Regions from separate parts of the Homo sapiens genome. Here region 1 is linked to region 2. Evidence: chromatin loops called from intact Hi-C (ENCODE). Cell type or tissue: Calu3. All regions are shown on one strand. Links, peaks and the distances in the headings refer to the core of each region. The heading gives the core; the rest is flanking DNA.

The links. Peaks named below come from ENCODE experiments on the same cell type or tissue, not always from the same donor. Only the 100,000 strongest peaks of a DNase experiment are listed, where the experiment ranks them.
Region 1: a loop joins it to region 2, with 2.8 times the contacts of the local background. A loop is called at or near these places in 2 of 110 quality-filtered maps.

What each region holds. Positions count from the first base shown.
Region 1 is chr14:51,630,891-51,646,646 of GRCh38, forward strand. It overlaps a transcript of FRMD6 not described here. Among named protein-coding and RNA genes, the nearest start is that of FRMD6-AS1, 13 kb to the right of the region's middle. In Calu3, for the core only: no CTCF peak of the experiment used is centred there; no DNase peak of the experiment used is centred there.
Region 2 is chr14:51,422,403-51,438,158 of GRCh38, forward strand. It overlaps a transcript of FRMD6 not described here and the pseudogene SETP2. Among named protein-coding and RNA genes, the nearest start is that of LINC02310, 33 kb to the left of the region's middle. In Calu3, for the core only: no CTCF peak of the experiment used is centred there; a DNase peak (open chromatin) is centred at 8,739.

The sequences.
Region 1 (15,756 bases), core at 2,986-10,985, 210 kb after region 2:
ACAAGGCTTCCACTCATTTCCACACTCTGCTGCCATATGTATATGCATACTTCAAACCCTGAGGACCAAGAGTCAAATTGGCAGTTTCAGAAGGAATGTAGAGGAGTGGGATTCCTGCTTATTGAAAAGGCATTTTAATTTTCTCCCACCAAGAAAGGATTGCTCATTCTGAGTACTTGCCCAGATAGTGCAGAGAAAATCCACAGAGACAGTTTTGCTACCCAAGGTGAGAAACTGAGAAGTTCCAGAATTAAACTGGTACATTTTTTGAGTAATAGTTCTGCTTCTCTTGGGTAAGACGAATCTTTACTGATGTCATTGCCACCCACCACCACCTGGTATCTCTGCATGGTGGAAGCCAGAGCAATATATAGAAGGAACGGAGCACTTACAAGAAGTTACAGGGCACTTGGAGGAATTCTCTCAAAGAAACACATTCACAGATTCCACAGTGAATGCCTCCTTAATCTCTGTCTTTAGGAACATTTGATTTATGTGTCTCACACTCCATTTTTTTTGGTAAATGTTTATATGGTCATCGAAAGAGGAAAAAGTAATACTTTTTATCTTTAGAATGTCTACTTTCATTAGTTCTGTTCCTTCTAGAATCAAGCTAAGGAAGCTAAGGGTTGTTCATGCTTAGGTAGAGAAGGTGGTAAAAGGGACAGAGAATGGGAGGTGCAAATACGAATAATATGCTGTGAAATCACTTTTTCTCTTTACCATTGTCAGCACAGCTTCTGGTAATTGGGGATTATTTGAATTTTTAACAACTCAAATAAGACTCAAGTAAGATTTTAAGTCTTCAAATTTTAGGGCTTTAAATGCAATCCTAACTCTGGCAGTAGATTTTACTCAGCTCGTATCATGTATTTAATATCAGTTATCTTTGAATGGGAATAAAAATACTAGTTAACACCACAGGGTCTAAGAGTGAGAGTGAAAATTAGCAAAAGTGACTACATGGTGTTTTGTCGCAACAAATTCTGATTGGTGTCCCTAAGAAAAGCAGTAATAACATTAGCATAGATCGATGTTCTTCCCAAACTATGCTCCAAGTGATATGATTTGGCTGTGTCCCCACCCAAATCTCATCTTGAATTGTAGTTCCCATAATCTCCACATGTGGAGGGAGGGACCTGGTGGGAGGAAATAGAATCACAGAGGTGGTTTCCCTCACACTATTCTTGTGCTAGTGAGTTCTCAAGAGATCTGATGGTTTTATCCCCCTTTGCTTGGTTCTCATGCTTCTCCTTTCTGCCACCCTGTGAAGAAGGATGTGTTTGCTTCCCCTTCTGCCATGATTCTAAGTTTCCTGAGGCCTCCCCAGCCATGCTGAACTTTGAGTTAATTAGACCTCTTTCCTTTATAAATTACCCAGTCTTGGGAACATCCTTATAGCAGCGTGAGAATGAAGTAATACACAAGAGATATTAATTAAGGTGATCTGCTGGGGACAGAACACAACTCCATAATAAAATACGCTTAGGAAACACGAGTAAAATTTCTTTGTGGAACTCCAAAGAGTCTTTAATACAGTATATTCAATGTGCATTATGAGCCTCCAAAAGAGAGATGCTGTGTGTTGTACCACTTGAGCTGCTTGAAAAGAAAAACTTAATCTCAGAAATCTTTTTTAAAACATTTTGGGGAAAGATGGCCCAGAAAAGGCATAGTTCCTTTAGAAGGATGGTTTCCTGGCTATCTGCAGTTCTCTCCATCTCACCCCTCTCCATCTCACACCCATCCTGTCTTTCTAAGATCTCCAAAAAGAATGTGGTCTGATAAATCCATAGAGGATGGAAATATATTGAAAGAAGAATGTCCATGGCCCTTTCTTTCTACATCTGAATTGTCTTAGAGAAGCCTAGAGGGCCAGCCTGATTGAGACACTGGTTAATGGCAGTTTCAGGTAAAAGGGGAATTCTTCTTTAAAAAACAAAACTAACTTGCACAATAACTAAAGGGAAGGCATGGAACTTGTTTGGACCTGAATTCCAACAAGCCAACTGTAAGATGACATTTTGGGGACATGGAAATTTTAAATGCTAAGAAATTATTATTAAATTTGTTAGGTGTGATTATGGTATCTGGTTATATAACAAAATGGCATTTTTAAGAGGCAAACTCATGCATTTCGTGTAAAATATCAAGATGTCTAGAATTTGCTTTAAAATATCTAAAAAAATAGATGTAGCAAATAAAGCAAATGTTAATAACTGTTCAATCTAATGGGATATGTGAGGATTTTTTTTAACAAGTCTTTTTATAGTTTCAAATTTTACATGATGAAAAGTTTTTTAAATACAGATTTCTTAGCCCCAAATCTACCAAATCAAACTCTCTGGAGATTAAGCCTAGGAGTTTGTTATTATTTACCTCCTCTTTTTTTTTTTTATTTTTTAAAATCATATTATCAGGGTTTTTTTGGCTGGGTGCGGTAGCTCATGCCTGTAGTCCCAGCACTTTGGGAGGCCCAGGTGGGCAAATCTCTTGAGCCCAGGAGTTCAAGACCAGCCTGGGCAGCATGGTGAAACCCTGTCTCTACAAAAAATGCAAAAATTAGTTGGGCATGGTGACTCATGCCTGTGGTCCCAGCTCTTGAAAGGCTGAGAAACGAGGATCACCTGAGCCCAGGAGGTGGAGACTGCAGTGAGCTAAGATCATGCCACTGCACTCCAGCTTGAGCAACAGAACAAGACCCTGTCAAAAAAAAAAAAAAAAAAAAAAAGAAATAATTATATGTCATAGTTTAAGGTAACCATAAAATTGTAATAAAAAGCAGTGTTTTGTTTTAGAAACAAGATATTTTCAAGAAAAGAATACAAATAATAACTCTAATCAATTTCTAACATGTATACCCAAATATAAGTTCCTTAGAGTGGAACTGTTTGTGATTAGCATAATAAAGTTACGTACAATACTTCACATACTAAATTACTATCAAATTTCAGCAGTGACAATTTGATGTATCTTTTAAATAATGCAGCGATTAACACAGAAATTCAGTACATGCAGAATCCATGCTATTAATCCATTTCTTCGGTACTTTCAAAAATCTGAATCATATTTTTAAAATGTGATGGCAGGTTTACAGAACATGCCTGTGCATCATGCATGTAGTTCAGACAGTCTGCAAAAAGCAGATCAACGACATGATTAGCCATGTCCTAAGATACAACGTCCACAAATATGGATTTGTGAACTATCTTTTTTCTACATTGAAATGACTATATAACTACATCTTCATACACTGAAGTGTATATAATTGTTTTTTTAAGTGCTTGTCTGTTATCACCTAAAATCATGTGGCATACAATAAGTAGTACTCTTATTACACGTTGGGAGATAGTAACCTAATTTAAGACCAGCAAGAATACATCAGATTCTTTGCTAATAGGGAAGGAAGGAAAAAATTATTCCTCAAGGGAAAGAACTTTGCCATATTTGTATGACTTGTACCTAGCACAGTGTCTAAAATAGGCATGCAATACATGTCTGCGTGAATTAATGAATGAATGCTTATCCTCTCTCCGAATTATCTCTATCCCCTATTCCCAAAACCAATTATTTGTTAAGATGAAGGCTTTGATGAAAGCTCTTAGTCCATGAAAATTAAATTGCTGAGTCTGACCCCTTTGTAGGAAATGTAAAATCATGAAATTCAAGTACTCTTGGGAAATCCAAACAAATTTTCATTTACCAATGTCTATAAAAAAGGAAAAAAAAAAGATAAATTTACTAAAATACATAAATGTTAGCTTTTGACATTTTTTAAAACACTGGAAAAGGAAATAGAAAATTCCCTCTCACAAATTTGGAGGCAGCCTAGTTAGTATAACTTCGAGAATGCAGTCAGAAAGGCCAGGCTTGAACTCTGGCCCTGCCACTAGTTAGTGATATGTACCCTGGTAAAGCCACATAACTGCTTCAAGCTTCAGTTTTTTCATCTATAAAATGAAAACGTTAGATTAAATTATCTATATATTTTTTCCAGGTCTAAAATAGAGTCAATTTTCTGGTTATTCTTCTACCAGAGGCTACTGACCGGTGCTTGGTTGTTAAGCTGCTGCTTTTTTTCTTTTTTTCAAATGAGACAGGGTCTCAGTATATTGCCCAGGCTGGTCCCGAACTCCTGGGCTCCAGTGGTCCTCCTGCCTCAGCCTCCCGAGTAAGGCTTCAACTTCTTTACCAGTATTAAGCAGGCAGAGACCTGGTACTGTGGTTCACACCTGTAATTCCAGCACTTTGGGAGGCTGAGGTACAGAGGTCAGTTGAGGCCAGGAGTTTGAGAACAGCCTGGGAAACACAGTGAGACTCCATCTTCAATTCAATTCAAATAAATAAATAAGCAAGCAAGCTGGGCATATTAGCGTGTGCCTGTGATCCCAGCCACTCTGGAGACTGAGGCAAGAGGATCGTTTGACCTAGGAGTTTAAGTCTGCAGTAAGCTATGATTGTGGCACTGCACTGCACTCCAGCAGGACCCTATCTTTTTAAAACAAAACAAAACAAAAAGGAGGCAGAGTCTAGCTGTGTGCTTTTCAGGGACCCAATGCCATTCTGAATTACAGGAGCCCAAGTACTGGCAAACACAATCTTCAGCATATCAGTAAAAGCCCTTGGTTATCCAATTTTTTAAAAAGTAGATTTAGAAAATAATTTTAAGTGCTCTCATTTAGTTTAACGTTTTAAGTAAATTTTACCATAAGGCAGATTATTTAGCTTTTGAGAACACATTCTCTGCAGTCAGACTGGGTTGAAATCTAGCTTTAGAACTCAGGACAAAGGACTTCTGTGTGTCTCCTATTACCTCATATTTTTAAAAGTGATAAATAAATAATGCCATCTGCTTCACAGATTTGTTGGGAGGTAGAATAAAAAAATACTTGCAAAGTACTCTCTTAAGTAGAATACCTGACATGTAGTAATCACTCAGTAAAGCAGCTATAATTTATCTTTTCCATCGAGGCTTTATGTAGAAAAACACTCCTATTTTCCTGCTAAAGAACACAATAAAACAATCCCGTAGTGTACACCTAGCTCTTTACTCCGTCCTATATATGCTCACATTTGCAGCATGAGTGAGTTATGCAGTGGACAGGTCTATACAAACCTACTCCCAAAGTCCGAGAAAGCGGAAGGCAAAGAAAGAGGCTGACAAATTCAGTTTCTTAGGGAGAAACATTTAATAGGGACTTAGGAGCAGAAGTTGCGTCTGTGTCTTGGGCCTCAGGTGGTGGTGAGACAAGATGGTGGATCCCCGCCCCATTACTCCCCGGAGCCAGGGTTTATATAGGGAAAGGGTATGCATGATTCAGATGGGATGTGAAGGACAATTGAGGTTTGATAACATCAAGGTTGTTTTGACCTAAGGGCAGGATTTAAACAAATTACAAAAGATAAACTGGAAATCTTAGAGTCCTTCCCAGAAAAGGTTTAGTCATTAGTCAACATGGCAGATTAGCATCCAATGGAGTTGCTTTAGCCTTTGTGAGGAAAGCTGGTGGAGATCACTGCCTGACTGTTGGTCCATATTCCTGCCGTAAAGTTCTATTCCTTTCTGCCAATAACTAAATTGCGCTGGCTGGGCAGCTGGAGGAAAGGAGCCCTGTGAAATGCTGACTTGTGTTGAAGATGGCTCAGGAAGTCCCTGGACTCCCTAGCCTCCTCCTGTTTTTGTGAGGCAAATGAGATAATGCTGGTGGATTAAAAACTATAAAATGCTGTCCAAGTGTTAGTTATCATATGAAAGGTTAAATTTGATGATAAAGTTTAGAGGGGAAAAGGCCAGAATGTGGGATGTGACCCCTTAAAGGTCTTCGTTGTTACAAGGTAAGGTGCTTGTTTCCCCGGGGCCACGGAGTTGTTGTTTATAGGTCCCCATTAAGCACTGTGAGAGGGGTGACGTGAGGGGAGAAGCAGGGAGCCCCTTTCCCAAGAGGGCTAAGAAAGAAAAGTAAGGGTGAGGCCACTGTAGAGAAAAAAGACCAGATTCATTCTGAAACATTTTCTCACATTAATAAACATTTTAAGTAAATAGTAATTGTAGGCTGGGCACAGTGGCTCATGCCTGTAATCCCAGCACTTTGGGAGGTTGAGGTGGGAGGATGGCTTAAGCCCAGGAGTTTGAGACCAGTCTGGGCAACACAGGGAGACCCTGTCTCTACAAATAATAATAATTAGCTGGGCATGGTGGTGTACACCTATAGTTCCAACTACGTGGGAGGCTGAAGTGGGAGGATTGCTTGAGCCTGGGAGGTCAAGGCTGCAGTGAGTTGTAATCCTGCCACTGCACTCCAGCCTGGGTGACGGAGCGTGACCCTGTCTCAAAAAAGAGAAAAAAACTGCATTTCACATTTAAAAAATAAATCTTCATTTTTCTTTAAAATAATTGGCAGAAAATTCTACCTAAGGAAAGGAAGAAACATTTTGAATAAAAACCATTACATCAAAATCCTTGAAAAATTGATTTTATTCTGTAATTGATTTATGTGCTCCCATATTTAGTATGTAAATAATGTCAAATATATGTCATTCTTTTATTTTAGGATCACATTGTTGATACACACAGGCACACACACACACACACACACACACACACACACACATATATTTGGAAGTAAGAAGCATGCTACCACTGGCTAGGAATAGTTGGGGGAGGGGGTAGGAAACTGACCTAGAGCAAATGGCATCTTATCAGCGCAGATACAATTAGCAACATTTTACTGTACCACACATACTTGCAATGCAGTGTATCTAAAAACAAACTTAAAGGAAATGGAGAACAGAAAAACATTTTCCCCAGTTAATTTCTATAAGTCACAAGAAGGATTTCATTATAAAGTAGGAATTACAAACAGTAGGGGCAAAAAAGTAAGGAATAAAGATTAAATTCACAAAACAAGTTGGTATCTTTACCTTTTCATGACTGTGATCCATAAATCCAACTAAATCAGTTTTTTCAAGTCCATTCCAATTTAACTCATCTTCTCTGGATCCCCCTAAAAGATTTTAATGGCTGGCTTGTCTCGAAACTCAGGGACATTTATTTGTGAGTTCTCCAAGATGCTGAGTAAGACGGCAATCTTTAAGAAATAAAGTCTGCCAAGCGTGGTGGCTCACGCCTGTAATACCAGCACTTTGGGAGGCCAAGGTGGAAGGATGGCTTCAGCCCAGGAGTTTGAGACCAGGACCAGCCTGGACAACACAGTGAACCCTTGTGTCTACAAAAATTTACAAAATTAGTTGAGTGTGGTTGCATAAGCCTGTAGTCGTCACTACTTGGAAGGCTGAGGTGGGGGGATCACGAGTCCAGGAGTTTGAGGTTGCAGAGAGCTATGATCACACCACTGTATTCCAGCCTGGATGACAGAGCAAGACCTTGTCTTAAAAAAAAAAGTTTGCCAAATTCCTTCCATGGGTAATAAGCTGAGTGAGAGCGGATAGCATAGTGCCAATCCCCAATGCCAGTGCAAACAGTAACTCTGTCCCTACTACTCCATTGAGACTGGGAGCCTCCAGATGTGGGTGGTTCCGCATTGTTCACATTCCTCCTGGAGACACTTACTGCCGGGCTACTGCTCCGGGAGCCACAGCTGACAGATGAGCCTCTTGTTCCATGCTAGATTTTACAACCTGGCTCCCGCAATGATAGGGACTGAAGGCAAAGGTGATTCCAGGGGACTGTCAGTCAGCTCCCCATTTGTGACCCAGATTGTCCAACTTTCTCCTTTATACTGAGTGTATGGCTCAAATGAAGCAATTAGAAACTTGAAGGACAAAAGCTGAGTTGCAGATGGAATGTAGAGGGGTGTAGCAACCTATCTGAGAACTTTGATCATTCTTTTTTAGTCTGATCAATTTAAGACACAGTAGAGCTTACACTGTTGGAATGGAAGAGGTGTCATCCAACACTGCCCTATTGACTCCTTCTTGCCAAATGACCTCACATAATTCCTTGTAATTATTTTTAAATGTTCTACCCACTAGAAATGGGCTAAGAATTTTGTTCCCAGTCCTTCCTGTTCCATATACATATCTAAGTTTGAATCAGTTTGAGCAGGGACATATCTTGGGTTCTTCTCCCGGTTTTCTGATACATAGTTTTTGCTGTCCGAAAATCAGCCACTCTCTGCTAAGAAAGTGGACACTTCAAGTGTCAGGATTTTTTTTTTTTATTAAAACTAGGTGTTCCCATTTTTTGCCACAGGACTTTTCTTTTCCTTTGTTTTTTAAAAAATTATTTACATACTTCTCTGCCGAGTTCACACACAAAAATAATTATTACATCCCAGCACTTTGGGAGACTGAGGCGGGCGGATCACGAGGTCAGGAGATCGAGACCATGCTGACCAACACGGTGAAACCCTGTCTCTACTAAAAATACAAAAAATTAGCCGGGCGTCGTGGCAGGCGCCTGTAGTCCCAGCTAATCGGGAGGCTGAGGCAGGAGAATGGCGTGAACCCGGTAGGCGGAGCTTGCAGCGAGCTGAGATTGCGCCACTGCACTCCAGCCTGGGTGACAGAGCAAGACTCCATCTCAAAAAAAAAAAATAATTATTATTATTAAACTCCACTATTAATAAGCTACTAACTTTGGGTAACTTGTCTGTTTTCTGGTTTCATTATTTGTAAAATAGGAATTATGATGGTACCTATTTCATGATGTGCTGTTATGACTAAATTAGATAATAAACCTAAACTTGGCATAGCATCTAAAACACACAGTAAACAGTAGATGATCAGCTGTCATTATTTTAAATGATTATTTCAAATGCGTTGCATTCCTGGAAACCACCCTTTTGAACTTGTCGTTCATAGAATAAAACAGTATCTATCCATGCAACCTCGTATTTATCTATGAGCCAAAGCCCTTAGTGGGTCAGTACAGTGGAGATGAAATATGTCCCTAAATATATGTAAAATATAGAGATATCTATTAGGCAGCATCAAAAGAGCAAGCTATGAATGGGAAGGAGTAGAAATTGGGATGCCTGTATATCCTGTTCAGTCTGTATTCCATTTTCTTTGAGCTGCCCTTCAGCATATTTATGGAAATGTTAATTAAGAATATGATTCATGTATACATTATTAGGTTGATGTAGAAGCTTCTGGGGACTAGATGCAATTATGTTATTCACTAAGACTGGTAGGTTCCAGTGCTTTCTTTAGTTGAATGACTTCTTATTGACCAAATTAATAATTACAGTTTTAGTTATTCCATTAACATCCCAGAAAATTAAAAACAGGCAGTCCTTCCCCAATCTGAATTAGATGCACTGACGTCAATGTCCTTATTGTGACAAAAAGATTACTAATCACATTTTACCACATTCCTCCCCCTCCACGTTTTTATTCCTTGGAAGGTAAGGATAGAGTTACAATACCTAAAGCATTTTGGGGCTTCAAATTAAACATTTCAGAAATATTTTAGATCTGGCCTCTTCATTTAAAACTTGTTTTAGTATAAGCATCAACAGGGCAACTACCTGTATGTCATGAATGGGTATCAAAATCATTTGGATCTTTTTGCTGATATTTTAATTGGAGATTCCTGGCCCTGTCACCAGTTCTTAAATGGTACTGATACATTGCCAAGTTTGGAAACCACTGTCTAAAAGCAATCAGCTAATAAGTCTAAGTGGAAATCAGGCAATATTTGAAAAAGGTGCTTAATGATCCCGTTTACAACTATTCTTCTTGGGTTTTGTCTTCATGAGAATTTGAGTATATTTGAATTCATAATTATATATTCTTTATTGTAAATGCTAGTGATATGATGAACAATAAAAGTATAAAAATAAGAAAATGGCTTTAATCCATATGAATCTGATTGGTTTGATTTATACAAACAATTCTTGATAGCCCTAATAATCATTTCAATGTTTACTTCTACATATTTGGCAGTAGCTATTTGTTTAAAACACACATAGTTTCATCTATTAAATATATTTCTACTAAACCACTTAAAAATAAAATTTAGCAAATTATTTAAGTAATGATAATTTTCCATGGTAAGAGCTAATATCCACTAACTTCTGGTTAAATTTTGGAGTTTATACTTTATTAACATAACTTTCCTTTTTTTTTTCTTTTTTGACAGAGTCTTGCTCTGTCACCCAGGCTGGAGTACAGTGGCACGATCTCAGCTCACTGCAACCTCCACCTCCCAGGTTCAAGCAATTCTCACGCCTCAGCCTCCCAAGTAGCTGGGATTATAGGCGATGCCACCACACCCTGCTAATTTTTTGTATTTATTTATTTATTTAGTAGAGAGGGGGTTTCCCTATGTTGGCCAGGCTGGTCTTGAACTCCTGTCCTCAAGTGATCCATTCGCCTTAGCCTCCCAAAGTGCTGGGATTACAGGTGTGAGCCACCATGCCCTGCCTATTCTCCTCCTTTAAGACTTAATTTTTGTTCAATAAATTGATTCTTCATTGCTATTAAGTGAAAAGCTTAGGTTTCCAACTTTTTTCTTTTGGGTCTTCACTATTGTTTAATTGGGATTAAGATAAATCTTATCCTACCTCTGTTGAGAAAGAGTCTCCTATTTACCTTTCCCCTCAAAATCTCTACATACTAAAAAAGAAGGTGATCTAGGACGAGATAAAATGTGTACTGAACGTCTTGGGGCTGTGGGAAGATCCAAATAAAGTTAGGGGAACGGTGGAGGCAGAAACTGAGTCCAAATATCTCACTCTTTAGGTCCCAAAGACATGATCCTTCACCTCCAGCAACTTTTCAATAGACACTTGGCAGGCTCAGCCAGCATCCCCCAGATACTAACTGCCCTGACTCACAGGGCACCTCAATGTTCCAGTCAAGTTCACCCTTTCGATCAGTGGCTTTCAAGTCGGGGCAGCAATTCTTTGTTGTGAGGTTCTGTCCCCTGTGTTGTAGGACGTTGAGCAGCATCCCTAGCCTCTGCTTGCTGGAAGCCTACAGTAGCACTGTCCCTCCTCCCCGCTTTCCCCATAAAGCTGTGACACCAAAAATACCTCCAGACATTGCCAAATGTTCTCGTAGGGGCAAAATCACCCCCTATCCAAGGACCACTAGAAGTGACAAAATATGGCTTTGAAGGTTCCCTTGTCTCACGATTATCTCCCACCTTACAGATGCCAAAATTTATTAATAAGGCCACGTACCTTTTGTTTCACAATCATAGACTTAAAGGCTTAAACTGTAGGTACTAGTTTGAGGTGATTTTGGTGGGATTTCAGTGAAAGTACAACTAGTCAGTCATTAATGGCAAAGGGTTGGTTTTCAGAACCTTTCTGAGTCTGCTCAGAAGGGAACATAGTGAGAGAGAGAGAGGGTTTTCAACATCTGAAGTGGGCTACTTTTTAGAAAAAGGAGGCCAGAGGCCGGGCATGGTGGCTCACGCTTGTAATCCCAGCACTTTGGGAGGCCAAGGTGGGGGCATCACCTGAGGTCAGGAGTTTGAGACCAGCCTGGCCAACATTGTGAAACCCTGTCTCTACTAATAATAGAAAAATTAGTCAGGTGTGGCAGAGCACACCTGTAATGCCAGCTACTTGGGAGACTGAGGCAGAATTGCTTGAACCCGGAGGTGGAGGTTGCAGTGAGCCGAGATCACGCCATTGCCCTCCATCCTGGGCGACAAGAGAGAAACTCCATCTCCTAAGTAAATAAATAAATAAATAATACAAAGGAGGCTAGAGACTAAGAACAAACTTCCAAAGCTTGATTACTTTACCTGGAATTATTTGTCCCTCTGTCAAACATGTTCCTGGTGCCTCATCAGGTGTGGTGCTAGATGTAGTATGAAATATACAGTCACTTCAGCATTTCTGTAGGAGGAAGATGGCCTAGGGCATGGTGAGATGTTAAATATTTTAGAGGAATAATTTGAATGTAAAGCTCCAGGACTAGAGATTAGGTTTTGTTTACCTGTGTCCCTAAGACCTAGTATACAATACTTAATAAGTATCTGCTAAATGAATCAACAAATCAATGATGGAGAAAGCCCTAAAAGAGCCAGGGGAGCAGGGGATACAGAGCTTTGGTAGGAGGAGATTAACTGAGAAGAGTCAGGAGAGAATGGCCTAGGAGAAAGATACGGAAAAATCTGTAGGTGGAAAGGACTGAAGCTCTAGGGAGAAAATGCCTGACCAAGTCTGTACCAGAAGCAAGGCAGTTTAGGGACAAAGGGCATGAGCTTAGAGTCAGATTTCCTAGGTTCAGATCCAAGCATCACTACTTATTTTCTTTAAGAACTTGGGCATCTGTAAACCAGGGATAATATCTTCTTCAAAGGGCTGTTGTGAAGATTCAACAAGGTAATACATATAAACGTCACAGATCAGTGACCAGCAAGAGTAAGGCTCGGTTGACCATTGAGAGTGGCAGGATTTCAGAGTGGGATGAGGAACCTGTGGAGAGTCATAAACATGTGAACAGTCACTGTGTGATGAAAAGGAAAGACAGCCAGGCAGGGATGAATAAAAAGTTGACCCAACAGCTATGAGTGTTTCACTGACCAAACTGTTGTCTTGGTGATGTGACTAATCAACTCATTTATTCAATTTTCTTTAGGCTTCTTCAATGTCTTTAAAGCAAAATGTAAGAAAACGGATGATTGAGTTGACCTGAATTTTGGGATTGTTAAGAAAGCTGGATTAGAAGGTCAAAGGGATTGGGACACGAGACCACTCAGCGATTAAACTGAAAAGGAAAGAAGTCAAGCCAAAAAACGGCTAATAAACTGAAAGAACAGGGAGGGGTTTGGGGACTGAAAGTCTAGGGGGAGATGGTGACAGTGGCAGATGTGGTGGACAGAGTAGTTTCCAGTCCAAAGGTTCAGAGATGGAGCAGCTCCAGGAAACACAAGGTGCAGTTAAACCTTGGATGGAGGTGGCGGAGGCTGAGCAAATGGAGGCAAGGCCACACATTTTTCCTTGTTCAACTCAAACTATTCTGTTCCCAAGCGTATCTCATCAAAATGTTTTGTGAGCAAAGAATTCAACAATAACCACTCTAGTAAAATCCTGCTAATAAACTTCTTAATATCTTGAAAAGCTGGAGGATGTATAGTTAAGTATAGTTTCACTTTAGTTGAATGATTTCTTATTAAGAAATTAATAATTACAGTTTTAGTTATTCAATCAACATCACAGAACATCAAAAATAGGTAATCCTTCCCAAATTTGAATTAGATCCACTGATATCAATGCAGGGGGAAGGCTAAAAATAGAAATAAAATATACAATAAGGAACATCAATAGAATATTAATTATACCATACATTGACACTTGAAAAAAATAAACATTACGTGAACTGAGTGATATAAGGTGTCCCATTCAAATCAACCAAGGCTTCTTAAGGGATAGATCATTTTTCATCAATACCTGAGATATCCGGCCCAGAAGCTTCTCAAAAAATGTTAATCCTTTTCTGTTCTCATCTCAGTGCATCTCAGATTTCTCTGCCTCACCCTTCACACACACACACACACACACACACACACACACACTCACTCACTCTCTCTCTCTCTCTCTCCCTCCCTGATCTCTACGTGTAATTTATGGGATTCATTCATTCAACAAATATGTGTCAGATACTGTTCTAGATGAATGGGGCCATAGCAGTTAGAGAGATTTTAGATCTGTGCTCACGTGAAGCTTAAATTCTAAAAGGAGAGACAGTTAACATATTCATAAATCAGATAGTAAAATGTGCTATAAAAATAAGTGATGTGTTAATATTTCACAATGATTTGTATATTAAGTCTGTATTGTACATAAAACTATCATATATTAATGTGTCTCCTCATTATCCTTTAAATTGGGGTATAAGTGTGACAAAATGATCCAATATGGACTATTTGCAGAACAGAAAATCACTAAAAATGCTGATTCTGTTTTTCTGCTCAAGAAATCACATGGAATGTATGGCTTAATTATATAGGAATAACAAATATATAAAAATGTTTTTACAAGAGAGCGTATTTCCTCGCCCCCAGTCTTCCTCTTGAAGCTAAATCTAGTTAAGAGTGCTATTGGCCAGTACTTTCTTTTCTCCATACATGTCAAAAGTAAACATCTGAATCTGGGGTCCTTTGAGACCAATCTTCCAATCCATAATTTCTAATTCAATCTCCATGATCTAATTAGCAGTGTTCTTTCCTTGAAGAACTGAAGTATAAGAAGTCTGTTTAGGCTAATAGAATAATTTATTAGGCTACCTTTGAAAATGAAAAATCTAACCACTACCTTGCCTGTAGAAAACTTTCTTAATATTTTCTGGCATTTGGTTTCATAGCCAAGCCAAATCAAAATGAATGCAGATTTTGTTTCTAACCTAGAATCAGGTGAGAGGAGAAACAGCGATCTTATGTCGGGTGTTTCAAGGTACTGTCTTCCTTTCATCCAACCAGTTAGTATAGCTAGCACATCAGCATCTTGTTTTATAACCAAATCCCAACCACCATGGACAGGTAGGGTGTCCCTTGGAGGCTGCACCAAGTCCTTTAGCCTCAGTGAACTTCCCATGAAATTCCAGAGCTAGGAGAGCCTTTTTTTCTTCTTCTTCTTGAGACAGTGTCTTACTCTGTCACTCAGATTGAGTGCAGTGGCATGATCACAGCTCACTCCAGCCTTGACCTCCCGGGCTCAAGTGAACCTCCACCTCAAGTGAACCTCCTGAGGAGTAGCTGGGACCATAGCTGCAAGCCACTCCGCCCAGCTAATTTTTTATTTTTTTATTTTTTATTTTTATAGAGATAGGGTTTCACTATGTTATCCAGGCTGGTCTCGAACTCCTGGGCTCAAGCGATCCACCTGCCTTGGCCTCCCAAAGTGCTGAGATTACAGGCAGGAGCCACCACATTTGGCTTAGGATATCTTATTTGTACTTTTACTCATGATTCTTTCTTAAGCAATCAAAAACAAGTTCAAAGGCACATTTGTTATGCTTATAACCTACCCAGGGTAACTAAATTAAAACAGAATGGACAGGTTTCATAAATGCTCTTTGCCAGTGGAACTTTTGTTGGTATTCTCAAGAAAGCCAGCATTGGCCAGGCTGTACATGCGTATTCTGAAAGACAGATGTTCACCCCTCCCACTGTTCCAGTTCAGTATGTCTTAGGCACACATTGATATCACAAAACACTGAAGAGAGGCCGGGTGCGGTGGCTCAAGCCTGTAATCCCAGCACTTTGGGAGGCCCAGGCAGGTGGATCATGAGGTCAGGAGATCGACACAATCCTGGCTAACACAGCGAAACCCCGTCTCTACTAAAAATACAGAAAATTTGCTGGGGGTGGTGGCACGCGCCTGTAGTCTCGGCTACTCGGGAGGCTGAGGCAGGAGAAACGCTTGAACCCAGGAGGCAGAGGTTGCAATGAGCCGAGATCGCGCCACTGCACTCCAGCCTGGGCGACACAGCGAGACTCCATATCCAAAAAAAAAAAAAAAAAAAAAAAACCCACTGAAGAGAACCTCAGTGGCCCAAGACCTCCATAATGTTATCACTAGTGTTTCAAAGGAATCCTCTGAGAATATTATCTCAGATAATCAGAGCGTGCCTGAGACATAAGTCAAAGAGTAACCAGTCTGTCACCAGATAGATTGCTGCTTCCTTTCTTCTTGCGTATCCTAATGGGAGTGGAGGGAATTGCCTCCCAACTCTGGGGTAAGCTTTTTTTTCCCCCAGGTTTTCAGTGAGTGATCAAAGAATCAGAGCTGCAAAACTACTCTGGAACCTTTAAGACCCATTGTATATCACACA
Region 2 (15,756 bases), core at 5,205-13,204:
CTAATTTATTGAAAATTCCTTAATAAACAAGTACATGACTGATAAATAAACCAATAAATCAATACAATATTGATTACAAATTGAATGATTACAAATAAAAAATTATATGAAGGAAATTAACAGGGTAAAGTAAAAGAGGACAAGAGGGAGGAAACTACTTAATTAAAAAGATCTGGGAATAATTATACAAGGAGAAATTTCCATTTAATCATTTATTGCAATAAAATTGATTAGTAAGGTTTTAAAAAAATTTATATTGAACTCTTTTCATATTTTGGAAACATTTCAATGATGACCTGAAGTCAAGGAGGCAAATCAGTTTTCAATCCATTTGCATTCCCGGAGAAAAGACTTTTTTATGGTGCACAGGTGGGTCAACACCCTTTGGGTAAGGAGGTTGTGCCCTGGGATAGGATGAAGTTGTTAGTGCTGTTCACAAATATTGCCCTCTAGAAACATGGTAGGATTGTACTTCACTGCCCTTTTGAAGTTAGGCATGGTCACATGGTTTGCCTTGACCAATGAGATGTGAGCAGAAGTGATGTATGTCACTCTGGGAGGAAGCCTCAAGAGCCAGTATGCTATTCGCATCTTTCCTTTTCCACCACCACATGAACATGGAAGTCTTCCCCAGCCTGGCTTCCTAAGTGGTACGGCAAGCTGACTTCTGCCAGCCTGCTTTGGACTGTAGTGTGAATGAGCTAGAAACCTTTGTTGTGCTAGGCCACTGAGATTCTGTAGTTGCGTAGCTTATTCTGTCTGTTTCAGCACATAAGTCTCAGGATATGGTCACTTTATAAGATCAAAATAAACCAGTCCTTTCTAGGATTCATTTCCTTCCCCACATCTCACAAGTCTCCAAGCTTCTAGTTCTCACGGCAGAGCCTCCCTGGCCATTTCCTTACATGGGGGCACCCGTCTGTCACTGTCTGAAGGATCCACGCACTGCAGCCTTCCAGGCCTGAAAGTCCCCTTGTCTTGGAAAGGGGCTTCTTCTCAGCTTGCGTGTAGCTACTTCTTCATGTAGACTCTAAGTCTTAGGCTCTTTTGCATGGTGGTGTTACTATGACCAGTAGCATTTGCCTTGGGACAGGAACTGAGCTCCTGAGATGGCTCACCCCTTCTTTTTTCACTTTAGAGCAACTTTCTGTCTTCTCCTTCTCACCCTTTAATGGACACTGGCCCAGGTGGTTAAACTCCCCTGTCCCATACTCTTCTAGACAAGCTGTCCTGCTCCCATGTGCCAGGACTCTCCGGAAGGTTCTGCAGCTTGTCCCTGTCATCTCACTGAACCAGAGCGTGATTCTGACCACACTCCTATTTCTTTTGTATCAGCAGAATTTTACCAGTTTCATCTATTTATCTGACATTTTTGTCCCCCCTTTTCATCCTTACTCCACACTTCTTAGGGCTTTAGTAATAAGGTTCCTTACATCTGGAGAGCTGGGCTGTTACTGTAAGTGGCTATGTATCTAGCAGTCTCCTGGGGCTTGATATAGGAAAATTTAGGAAGTAAAATGTATAATTCTTGAATACAAAATGTCTACAACCTTGAGAAAGAACTTGTGTATGTGAAATAATGTGTGAATGAAAGAGTATTGCATTTGAGCATTGTATATACAACAGTAAATTGTATGTCATATGGTTTAGGCAACTGAAAAATTGGGCAGTAATTGATTAGGCTCAAACTGCATAGTGATCATTTTATTAGCAAGGTACATAAGCCTTGATGAGGTGTTGAAGAAAAAGACTGCTGCATTTTCTTTCTCATCCTCTCGGGTGTGAAAGAACAATAGTTAAAGGGGAAGTAGAAGGTAAAAGCCACCGATGAGATCAGCAGAAATGTGGAAATGGGACACTTTTGCTTCATTGGATGACAGAACCTGTACTGAGATGACCACCCAAGTTCACAAGTGGATACAGACAAACCAAGCATTTACTGAAACTGTTTTCTTGAGATTCTATAAGAATTATCAAGAGCACAAGTGAAAACCATGGCAAAAGCAAATCCTTTAAATTCATATCGTTGATCTTCATTGTGAAGGTAGAGAGTGCCTTTTAAAGCTACAGAGACTACAGAAATTAAAGGCTGTGAATCAGGACGCTTCCGCTGAAAGGCATTTAAATACAACCATTTTTGTTAGCCTCCTGTGGATACCCAAATATATCCCAGAAAATGTCCTCTCTTCTAAGGAGATGTGGCTTTTGGTACATCCCCCTCTTCAGGGAGTCCCACAGCATCACTGCAGCTAAACTCCTCCCTGTGGCTTTGTTGTTGTCTGAAACAGCGTTCCAAAGAGGAATTTCTGTCTCTCATTCTTGCAGATGTAAAAAAGTTGGTGTGTATTGTATGGCTATTTAGCAACAATCAACAAAGCTTATGGGAAAAGAAAAGGTCTCCAAGAAGGGGAAAGAAGTGTGAGAAAAAGCAGCTGTTATCACACTTTTATCTTTTCTGAGCCATTAATTTAGTTGTAGATTTCTCCAGATCAACTCCCTTCTCTAACTCTGCTCTAGTCACTCACAAGAGGACAAAAGGTCAGCAGTTCCTGTGAACACATGGTGCATTTTGACTTGGGCAGGACTAGCTTTCATACAAAACAGCTGAGACAGGGAATTCCGGGTCATGGTTCTTTACCACCAGGGCCATTGCATCCACTTCAGCTCGGGCAGCATTTGCCCCCAGCCCTTTCCTCCTTTTGTCTCCCCAGGCTCCATCCTCTGCCCTCACTGGCACCAAGCAATGCTGCCCATGCTGTTGGGCAATGGACGGGACTTTGGCTGGGCTGGATGCTGCCACCCAATCTCATTCCCTGCCCTGGTCTTGGCTCCCTCCCTGATTATCCTCGTCCTTGAGCCCCTGAAGGGCTCTTTATTCTCCACCACCTCGGTTCACAAGCTGGACCTGTGACCCCCTGAGGATTCCCAGGACTGACCCTGCACGCCCCAGGATTCTATTTGTATGTCCATATATCCTGTGTCTTGTGTGTCCATACATCTTCCATCCCTCTCCTTGGAAAACCCTGCCAAATGACCACCTCCATGCAGGTGATCCTCTCTTCTGAGCTTGTCAGCAACTGCTTGATATCTTCTTCTGGGCGCCCACTGGCTCCTCATCTGTAATATGTCTCAAACTCACCTTCTCTTTTCCAGTTCTCATATTCTGTTCTATCACTTCCCCCTGTTCAGGTCTCAGGGTCTTTTCCACACAGCCTCTTCTTCCTAAAATGTGTCCCCTTTCCCTGTCTCAGCCACATTCTGTGTATGGCTGCAGTCTCCTCATCCCTCTAGGATCAGCAGAATGTTGCCTGCACAGATAACCTACCCCAGACCACCCTCTCTGAGTAGGTCTCTCCTCTTGTCCTCTCCTGTCACTCTGTGAACTTCCATCATGACACTTCCAACTACACTTGTAATTGTTTCATCTTTTCTTGTCTCTAGTCTGATTTCCTGACTATCCTCTATGCTCCGCCTGGCAGGGATGAAGTCTGTTTTTTTCAGCACTGAATACTCTTGAGTGTGATGCCTGGCACATAGCAAAAGCACAGTGATTATGTGCTGAATGAGTGGATGGATCTTCCTGGCCACCCTGCCCTGAACTTTATATATTTTTTCCTCTTTCATGCTCTCCAAATCCAGTCTCATAATTGTTAACAATCTTGTTCAACATGGGCCCTCATTTTTGGATTCTTGTAATGGTTTCCTAACAAATATCCCATTTTATTGATTCCCCCTGTTGTCTCTGTCACCATTACTGCTTGGTGACTTTTTCTTGAAGTGTTTGTCATAATCGTTAGTTATATTCAAAAACCTTCTACTTCTCTTGGAACTTAGCCTGGCAATCAAGATATCCTGATTGTGTTTTCCATTCCATCCCCTCCAGATCCTCCACCTAGTCACGTGGTGTCTCAGCCTCACCATTTGCACTCTCTGACTGTGCCCGCGTCTGTGTGTCCTTCCCATCCACCTGCAAGCCCCACTCCCCACTAGAATTAGACCCCGCTCTCTCAGAAGTCTCTACTTTTGTCTGTGTTCACTTACAACACATGACTTTCTACCTTGTACTATAGTTTTTTTAATATACCCTCTATTTTCCTAAGTGGATGGCAAACTTCTCAACAGAGAAGACTATATGTATTTTTGCACTTTATTTACTCAATGCCTAGAAAATTTGGACTTAATAAATATTTGCTGAATGAATACACAAGTAATGTATAACCTTGAATGCAGATCAGCTACACTAAGTAGGATAAGAGATGCCAGGTACCGTGAGATGGGGGGAGTGGAACAGAGAGTGCAGAGTTTAAGACCCTTCTCGTTCTCTTCTCAGAGAGGGCTCACCTAGTGTGGAGAACTTTCTCTTGAACTCCAAGCTTCTCTGCTACCTTCCTTATTAGACCTTGAAGTGGCAGTGAGGACCCTGGCTCGCAGGCTGTTGTGAGGAATGGGATGGGGCCTGATCCCTGGCTTCACCTCCTATTGTTTCACCCCACTGCATTAGCTTAGAGCTGACAGAGCAGAATTTGCCTGAGCCCAAAATGACCACAAGAAAATAGATCTGGATTGGAATTAGCCTACTGGAAAATGGAACAGTTACCAATTTTTCTTTAACTTTCTTTTCTCCCCTCCTCATCAGATATGAGAGTCTAAGTCCTATTGAAATGGTAAAGTTAAAATAATTGCTTTCTGAGACCTAGTAGGTATATTATTTTTTTCCTTGAGGCTCAGGACCTTTTATTAGCAGAACTTATAGCAAGGTGGAAAATCGGTTTATCTCATGGGCTAGTTCCAACTGTGGGGAAGTTCCCTAGAGCACATTTTCCTCAAATTATTTATCCTCTTGTATACAAGTGTCATGACCTGTTACTGTTGTCTGCCATGCATGCAGGAGGAGGGAGTGGAGCAATACATTATTTATTTGGCATATGCCAGCCACTTTGCTGATCACCGTGCATATGGGTCCAAAAGAAAGAGGTACAATTTGGCTTCACATAGCTCAGGCATTTGAGGAAGGCACACAATTAAATTATGAATGTATGAAGAACCTTATGGGAGGAGAAGCACATAGAACTTTGGGAATATGTGATTGAAAAGAAATGGGAAAACTTAACCCCTGAAGTAGTGCTAGTATTGTCATCCCCATTTTACTTATGCAAACATTGAGACTTAGAGAAGAAAACAAATTTGTCATGGGTCACGTGTTGGCTATAAGTTGCAGAATTAGGATTTTTACCTAAGACAGCCTTACTTCAAACATGCTGTTCCCGTGTTTTCCACTTCGTATAGAGATGTGAACATAAGTGAGCATGCAGTGGTATACTTGTTAGCTTGTGCTGTCTTGTGAAAGGTAATTGTACATTTTCAGGAAGTTTGCAAGCTTTCTGATGTTGCGCTGAACTTGAAAGCAGCCATGGTGGGAGTATCTACACCACAGAAATTGGCACCCACTATACATCAAAGATTTTTCTTCCCCAAAGACCTGGTTGTTAAACATTGACCAGCAAACAACGGATGTACAATACTACCACATTCTTTAAAAATTCACAAAATATAACTACATTTTTACAAAGAGGTACATCCAGTGGATGTGAACTTTTTGTGGCACGGGAATCGTTTTGGGAGGTGGAGGCTTGTTAAAAGGAGTTTGGGTTCAGTAAGTCTGGGCTGTGGGAAGAATCTACATTTTAAAAAAGACTCAAAGTGAAATGAGAACACACTTTAGGACATACTCAAACTTTTCAAGTGAGTATTTTCCTTTTTCTTTGAACACTAAAGGTGCCAGGTGAACTTCCTAGGTCAGTGATTCCAACCCTGACTATGCATTAGAATCACCTGGGGAGCCAATACAAACTATCAGTGCCCAGGCTGCCCCCCACCCGACCCAATTAAATCAGGGCTTGAATGAAGGAATTGGTGTCACGTGCCCAACTATTTCAGAATTGCCATGTACAAGTGACTTCTGTGATTCCCGTTGTGCCCCTCCCACTTTTGAACTTGAGTGTCTACTGCAATGATCTCAGTGTGGTCATTATATGCTGCGTATATGGAGCAGACAACTCCAGTCTCCAGGTTACAAGTCTTCAGATGAAGAGGAACTGTATTTAAAGAAACATACCTGATAGCTTCATATGCACCAAGACATGATTTAGAAAATGCGATCCTGGACCTCCAGTCTGAGCCTGTTGCTGTAATGAGATGAGAATCTTGGGGGTTGTGGGAGAGGGTGAGTGAACTTTGAATGTGGCAGGAATATAAATAATTAGGGGCTAGAGGATGGGCTACAGCAGATTAAAGATGGCTACAAATTCTTTGATACCTCTCCCACTAGGAGGTGGGATTTATTTCCAATCCTTGTGGGTCTGGGCTGCCTGACTGCTTTTGCCAATAGAGAATGGCAGAAGTAACACTAAGCCTGGTCCTTAAAAAGAATGGCAGTTTCTATCAGTTTCTTGAGCCCCAAGCTACCTTTGCCATATGTGAAGACTATGAAGATATTCCCTGAGGCTACATGGAGAGAGAGAGGGGGAGAGAGAGAGAAGGGGAGAGACAGAGGGGGAGAGAGAGGGTGAGAGACAGAGGGGAGAGAGAGGGTGGGAGAGAGAGGGGAGAGAGAGGGTGGGAGAGAGAGGGGAGAGAAAAGAAAAGGGAAGAGAAGAGGAGAAGAGAAAAGAGAAGAGAACAGGTGAGCTCAAATTCCCATTTGTTCCTATCAAGGCACCAAGCATGTGAATAAAGCATGTGTGTGAAGTCATCTTTGATTCTCCAAACCAGTTCAGCTGCCAGCTAAATGCCACCGACTAATCCCAATTGACACCACAAGGAGCAGAAGAATCACCTGGTTAAGACTTGCTCCAATTCCTCTTCCTCAAAATTGTGAGCTCTCATGAAATGGCTGTTGTTTTCAGCTACTAAATTTTGTTGTGGTTTGTTATGCAGCAGTAGATAATCAGAACTCTCCCCCAGGTGATTCTAATGTGCAACCCAGCCGTTCAAAAACAGTTTCACCTGGGTAGTCATGAAGATTTTTTTTTGTTTGTTTGTTTCCCTCTAGCCCTTTATCCACACATTACCAAACCATTTTCTTCTCTAATTCTGCAATTCCCTCATTGAACTTTGTCGAGCACAGGTATGATGGCTCCCTAAGTAAACTACTTTTATGTGGCTAAGGACATCTCATGCGTTTGGACAGAATGATCCGTTTCCCCCATTTAACATTCAATTAAGTGTCGTGGGCTTTTAAAAGAGACCAAGCACTGGACAGGAGTGAGGAAAACTTGACAAAGTCCCAGCTTTGACATTACTACCTCTATGATCTTGGGCAAGTCATGTATATTTTCCCCATCTTATTTTTAATATTTATAAAATAAGGAAGTTAGATTACTTGTCTCTCAGTTCCCTTTCACTTGTGGGACTTTGAGACATTGTAAGGATGTTGAATAGTAACTATCAATGGGGAGAAATTCTTTTCACAGAAAACACACAACTCATCAATTTCCTCTTGATTGCCCTGACTCAGTCTAGATTTATACCCACCACCTTGGGGCAAAAAGTTATGTCTACATCACTAGTAACATCCTCAGGCACTTGACTTTCTGAGGATGTACGCCCATTTTAAATGCATGAAGCTCAAGAAGAAAGAAAAAGAAATAAAATTGAATTCAACATGCATTCTTTCATTCCATAAGATTCAGTAGAGGCTTTGTGTTCCATGTGATTATGCCAGGCAAAAGATGTTCAATGCCATGGGCTGTTCCGGGGAATGAGAGATAGAGTAATGAAATTCATGACATGTAAGTTTGGATTTACAAGTCAACAACAAATCCCTCTGTGAGTTTTCAGAATTTATCCACCTCAACGTTAAAAGCCGAAAGAAAGAGTTCTTTGTGTGTAAAGTGAAACCATACTCCATCCTAAGTCTTTAAATATAGTTGCTCACTTCCTTCAGCTCCTGTTAAGTACTGCTGACCTTTCCCAAAGTATTCTTTTCTGGCCTCCACTAATAGCAGAAGATCTAACCCACTGCTGTTAACAATACACCTTACAGGATTTTGAAAGCTGAAAGTAGTAGCTCCACGCAAATTGGAGTTGTTTTTTTTAATTCCTTTATTTTGAAAGTTTAGGCATAATCTGGGGTAGAAGTTCATGTGTTCGTGGTAGTTAAAAAGTCAAGGTCAAACTCTACATGCCACAGGGAATCATAAAAAAAAAAACAAAAAACAACAAAAAAAACCCTCTGTTCTTCTCCCCGCTTAAATCAGAACCAAAGAATTCCCCAGTGAGAACATATCTCTCATCTTTCACTCAGAACAAAAAGCAGCAGTACAAAACATGAACTGCATGGTGTTTGCTACCCTTGGGTGGCAGCTGCTAGCATGAGCATTACCATTTGTATTCAAGGGATCTTTTATTCCCAGTTGCATGAGCCGAGCCACAGGGCTTGCAAGAATGCTTGGGATGCTTCTTATGGACTTAGGACACAAAGAATCTGTGGTGTGGCTCTGAAATGGGAACCGCTAAAGACAGAAGAACTGAAAGGGATATTTAATATGTTAGTAAGGACATTGCTATTCATGTATGGAGTATGTATGTGTGCAGAAGACTGTGTGTGTGTGTTTATGAGGATATGTATATGCTGATTTTAAAGTCTCTCTGTTTTTAGACAATTGAGGTTATTGTTTTCTATATATACCCAGAAGAGTGTCAAAATGCCTTAATGGGCAGTGAGCCATCATACCTGTGGATGGCCAAGTTCAACAAGGCAATTGCAGAATTAGAGAAGGGGACTGTGTTTTTCTTATTAATGGTTAAGCCATTGCCCCGATAAGAGATTTTCAAAGTTTGCAAACAGGAAACTGGTCACCCAAGCTGGAAGTCCTTCTAAAATAGACTCCTTATTTCAGTCAGTATTGAGTAATTTTAGTATGCCAGTGGCTCTAACAGAAATTGTTTTCCATAAAACATGCAAATTGATATGTTTTCAACTCATTCTATCTCTCCTAAAAAGACTCCAGAAAAGTCACCCACAGTACTACCCGGTACAGAAAGGGAAAAGTTTGAAACATTTTTGTTTACATCAAAGTCAGGGAAACCATTTCATACTCTGAATGTTCTTGAGATGATTAATGCCTGCATTGACAGCACCTCCTTCTTAACCAATGTTGCAGTGAAAGTGAACTTGAGTTTATAGTTCGTGGTCCATAACTGAAACATCATAGATTTAGGTATACAGAAATAGAGCTGGTAATACAAACAAGACCTTGAATTTTACCTGAAGTTGGTGATAGACTCCCCTTAGCTATTTTCCCTTTATTTATTTTTTCCAAATTATAGATGAATTTATGAGCAGTTTAGGGTAAAGGGGACCCTAAGGATAGATCAATTTTCCTTAATCCCATGTAACTAACAAATAGAGGTCATATGCAAGTAGAGCAGCTTTTAGGTGTCAGGCTAAAAGAGTTCTTGATGAGATTGCTCATGTGGAAAGAAAGTATCCCTTTTAAAGTCACCCACTTTGCAAGGGTACCATTGAGCTGTGTGAGCTAAATAAGGCTTGTACAGTTACTGCATTACTTCCCTTCCAGCCCTGGAGACTACAAGCAAAGGAAGATACTTCCTTATTTAATTTGATAATGGTACTAAATTAAACAAATAACACATAACGACAAGCTCTTTTGAGTTAGAGAATCAAAAGAAGACAAGATGTATTAATAGCAGAAAACATTGAATTAAGATACAGTAATGACTCTGTTGTTCAGATTGATCCAGTTCTTTATTTACATTATTGAAAAGATAGAGAGTAGCGGAAATGCTGCCTTTGGTGACAGTTCAACCTCAAGGGATCAAATCCAGCTTCATTCTGGTCTGACTATATACATGGAAGTGATGCCTAATGTAAGGCTCCCCTGGCAGTACTTGTAATTTACAAGATTGATTTTTTTTTTCCTCTGAAGAGCTGTTAAATGTGATTAATTCAACTGAAACTCAGGAAAATTCCCTTTTTCTTTTGCAAACAGGTAGAGGAATTCACAGTGGTCTGGAACACAGAATCATCAGTCATAAGGTCAGTCCCCTGCTTTGACCTTTGCCAAATGGTGAGTTGATTGACTTTTCCCAGTATGAAACATGAGGACCAATGCCTGACACTCAAATGTGAAGATACCCAGGGCCCATGTTAATTGTTAACTTTGTGATTTCTACACCAAACACAGGGCTTACTTTTAAGCATCTGCAGAAAATGTTTTTTATTGTCACAGGAAACCTAAAAATAACCGTAACCCTGAATACTCAGACCATTGAGCTTGGTTAAGACACCAACCAAACTGCAGTACTGAGGTCACGGACCACCTCTGGGAGGAATAGAATTCTGTCTGCCCTGGGTGCTGGGTGTATGAATAGGGCTGAGAAAGCAGGCAAGTCTAAGGTCTCCATGGAGCTCAATCCAGGGGGCAGGGCCTATCCTGGGAGCCAGATGTGAAAGTTTCCTGTCCATTTCTGTTGCTGGCTTTGCTTTCGTGAGCAGACAATTCACAGCAAATGAAATAGAAATGGCCCTTAAACATGAAACTTGTTCACACTCACTCATAATTAGAGGAATACAATTAAAACAACACTGAGATACGATTTCTTGCCTGTCAGGCTGGCAAAAATTAATAAATTTTACAACACATTCTGTTACATGCATTTCTGGTAGGATGTCAAGCTGGTACAACCTTTTAAAAGTGAAATTTGACATTACTTTACAAAGCTACATGTGCGTTTACTGTTTGACTCAGAAATCTCATTTTAGAAATCTAGCCCAAAATTCACTTCCAATGATATGACAGTACATATATACAAGATTGTTCATTGAAGCATGATTTGTAATTGCAAAATATTGGAATCAGTCTAAATGCCTACAGATAGAAGAATGATTGAATAAAACCATGGTTCATTTATACATGGAGTACTATATATCTGTAAAAAAAATGAGGAAAATCTCTCTGAAATAATAGGTAGTGATTTTCCCGGACATACTTTTAAGTGAGAAAAGTAAAATGCAAAGAATATGTGTAGTATACTATGCTTGATGTGAGAAAAAATGGAATACTAAAAGCTCATATCATACTAAATACATATCTGCTCATTTGTGCCTAAGTATGCTATGCCTATTTACATATAGCTTCACTAACGGAACGTGTTGTAAAATTTATTAATTTTTGCTAACCCGACGGGGAATAATATACAGAAAAAATAAGCCAGGAGTAACGAGATTGGTTACCTACAGAGGGTAGATGGAAACAGGGTGGAAAGAATGGGAAATGAGAACAGAGTGGTAGAAGCAAGGTGTGAGCAGTACTTTTCTGAATATGCCTTTACTATATAGCGCTGACTCTTAGAACTATGGGAATGTCCCCCTCTCCCATTATAATTAATTAAATTCAACCCAGATGCTGGGGGAACCCCAAATAGAACACAACAGTAAGAAAAGTAGCATTGGAAATAGTATTTTGACTATATACTATAGCACCAAAGACTACTGTATGCAAGTATTATAAAACGAACTGTACGCAAATATCTTAATCTATTTGGTAAATACTCATAGGGATATGCTTTAGCAATTCTGAAGCTACATATCTACTAGGACTGAACAAATAAATAAAAACATTGTGAATAATGAGAGCCCCATTTCTCAAGTAGAAGAAATAAGTTAAAAATAAGGAAGGGGGAGGAAGCTAGAATAAACCCTATAGTGTTAGAATAGGAGGTATCAGCGTAAACTCATGATTTTTATTATGTACACAGGTGGCATAAAGAAGTAAATGTAGATGTATATATACATATGTAATATACAGACACATATTTTCTATACCTCATGACATCCCAGTAGCAATGAGCATGTCTACCACCTATATTTTGGTTGTTAAATGCCATTCTTCAATAAAAGGAACCAGGGTTCCTTGTAGAATTGGTTGACTCCAGGATTGAGCCAGTGAAATGATAAGATTAGTCTGGAACATCTTGTGATGCCAGAAGGTAAGGAAGTACTCAAAAACTGATGGGGACATGCTGAAAGAATGTAAGAAACTTGAAGGGGTTCCTTTTGTAGTAAAAATTGGGACAATTTGAGCAACAACAATTAAAAAATTGTAATAAGTATCTATGGCTCTAAATTGACATGAGTAATTGAGAAAGGACAATTCTTTCTTACAGTAGGATTCTGATTAATAAATGTAGAGGAAATTATTTAAATAAAAATTATTCTTAGGCAAATAGCAATAAATGTTCAGATAAGAACCATCATTGGGCACTAAAATTAATGAAGAAATAAGACTATTTGCATAGTCTTAAATTTTCTCCTAATTATTACAAAGGGAAAAAAATGTCTTTTTGGTAGAAAAACCTGGCATGCATCACCTTACCCAAGTCATCAAAGTTAATATCACCTAATATTGTGTATTTCTTGATATGGGACACTGAGAAGGGCACAACATCTCCTCTACGTTATTCTTGCAAAAAAGTATAATCATGAGAAATTATCAGATCAAAGTCTAGGGAGATTTTTCAAAATAACTGGCTAGTAGGCTTCAAAAGTGTCACTGTTGTGGGAGACAAAAAAGACTAAGGTGCTGTCTGTCACAAATTAGAGAACACTTAGGACACATGACAACCGAATACAATGTGGAATCCTGGATCGTACCAGTAAAAAAGACATTAGTGGGAAAACTGGCAAAATTATTTCAACAGCGTCTACGGATTAGTTAGTGGTATTGTATCAATGTCAATTTCCTGGTTTTGATCATCTTACTAAGACTATATAAGATGTGGTCAAGAAAACTGGGTAAAGCATATCAGGGATCTCTGAACTTTGCAGCTTTTCTCTAAGTCCAAAATTATTTCAAAATTTAAAAATTAGGCTGGGCATAGTGGCTCATGCCTATAATCCTAGCACTTTGGAAGGCTGAGGTGGGAGGATCACTTGAGCCCAAGAGTTCGAGACCAGCCTGGCCTGGGCAACATGGCGAAATCCCATCTCTATTTAAAAAAAAAAAAAAAGAAACGAAGTGTAAACATTAAAAAGAAATAACTGGTAAAGAGGAACAAAGGGAAGTACAAGTAAACATTTGCTTTTTATTAGAAACCTTAAGAGTCCAAGTCTTGAATTTTTACTACTGAAAACAGTACAAACTACAGATGATCATGGTTACTTTAACTTAAATCATATTCAAAACTATTACTAAATAGTGCTAACTAGAACCTGGGAAGGGTAGAGGGAAGGGGAGATAAGGAAAGGATTTTTTAACCAATATGAAATTACAGCTAGATAAGAGGAGTAAGTTCTAGTGTTCTATAGCACTGTGGGGTGATGATAGTTATTATTTATTTAATATTTTAAAATGGCTACAAGAGAGAACTTTGAATGTTCTCAACACAAAAAATGTTTGAGGTGACACTAATTACCTTGATTTGATCATTGTGCATTGTATACAGGTATTGAAATATCACACTGTACTCCATAAATATGTACAATTATTAAATGTCAACTAAAAAAGATTATTCATATTAAGAAAATGCTCTTAAAAAATGACCCTGAGTTTTTTGCCTGCTTCCTGATGAGCGAGGAGACCTGTGGTCTGGTTCTTGGACTTCCTTAGCCACATGGCCCCCAAACACCTGTCTCCACTCCCACCTCAAGTGAAGAAACCAAGACCACCTCCTGCCCTGAGACCAGAGAAGACATTGACTTCTGCAGGCTTACTGAAGAAGGGAGAAGAAGAGCAAGAAGCAATTGAACACATTGATAAAGTACGAAATGAAATAGACAGACTTAATGAACAAGCCAGTGAGGAGATTTTGAAAGTAGAACAGAAATATAACAAACTCCGTAAATAATTTTCTCAGAAGAGGTCAGAATTGATTGCCAAAATCCCAGATTTTTGGGTAACAACATTTGTTAACCATCCAAAAGTGTCTGCACTGCTTGGGGAGGAGGACGAAGAGGCAGTGCATTACTTGACCAGAGTCGAAGTGATGGAATTTGATGACATTAAATCAAATTGCTGAATAGATTTTTATTTTGATGAAAATCCTTACTTTGGAAATAAAATTCTCTCCAAAGAATTTCATCTGAATGAGAGAGGTGATCCATCTTCAAAGTCCACTGAAATCAAATGGAAATCTGGAAAGGATTTGACAAAACATTCAAGTTAAACACAGAATAAAGCCAGCAGGAAGAAGCAGCATGCGGAACTAGAGAGTTTTTTACCTGGTTTACTGACCATTCTGATGTAGGGGCTAATGAGTTAGGAGAGGTCATCAAAGATGATATTTGGCCAAACCTATTACAGTACTACTTGGTTTCCGATATGGATGATGAAGAAGGAGAAGGAGAAGATGATGATGAAGATGAAGAAGGAGAAGGAGAAGATGATGATGAAGATGAAGAAGGAGAAGGAGAAGATGATGATGAAGAAGAGGAGAAAGGATTAGAAGGTATTGATGAAGAAGGGGATGAGGATGAAGGTGAAGAAGAAGAAGATGATGATGAAGGGGAGGGAGAGGAGGATGAAGGAGAAGATGACTAACAGAACACTGATGGATTCCAACCTTCTTTTTTAAATTATTATACTTAAGTTCTGGGATACATGTGCACAACGTGCAAGTTTGTTACATAGGTATACATTGCCATGTTGGTTTGCTGCACCCATCAACTCATCATTTACATTAGGTATTTCTCCTAATGCTATCCCTCCCCCGGGCCCCCACCCCCCGACAGGCCCCGGTGTGTGATGTTCCCTGCCCTGTTTCCATGTGTTCTCATTGTTCGACTCCCACCTATGAGTGAGAACATGCAGTGTTTGGTTATCTGTCCTTGTGATAGTTTGCTGAGAATGACGGTTTCCAACTTCATCCATGTTCCTGCAAAGAGTCTGTCTCCTTTTGGGATGGAGTCTCGCTCTGTCGCCCAAGCTGGAGTGCAGTGGCGCGATCTCGGCTCACTGCAACCTCCGCCTGCCGGGTTCAAGCGATTCTCCTGCCTCAGCCTCCCGAGTAGCTGGGACTACAGGCAAGCACCACCACACCCGGCTAATTTTTTGTATTTTTAGTAGAGACGGGATTTCACCGTGTTAGCCAGGATGGCCTCAATCTCCTGAACTTGTGATCCGCCCGCCTCGGCCTCTCAAAGTGCTGGGATTACAGGCGTGAGCCACCGCTCCCGGCCCCAACTTTCTTTTTTAAAAAATTTTCTCCAATCCCTGGGAGCAAGTTGCAGTCTTCCTTTTTCCCTTTTTTTTCCTCTTGTGCTCAGTCGCCCTGTTCTTGAGATCTCTTTTCTCTACACCATGGTTCTCAACTTATTTTGGGAGAAATACCTTGAGCAGAATACAATGGAAAAAGTGTCTCTACCCCTTTCTGTTCAAAATTCATTTTTATCCTTTCCTGTCTGAACAAAAACTGTACAGAATCAACACCACTGAACTCTGTGGGAAAAAAGAAAAACCTGTTCCCTTTGCTCTGCTGGAAGCTGGAAGTTGTGAGGCCTCTGTGTAGCAGTGCACAGAATTCTAGCTTCTTTTCTCCTTTCTCTGTACCTTGGGCTCAGAGAGTACACCATGTCTCTATGTGAATATGCACAGTTAGCATTTCCCAACATGCATCTGTCTACTTTCTCTTGTTTAAAAAAAGACAAAAACACTTTAAAAAATGGAGTTATAGAAGGTGCAAAGGGTGGGTTGGAGATGTTTGGGTTAAGTGGGCATTTTGACAGCATGGCTTCTG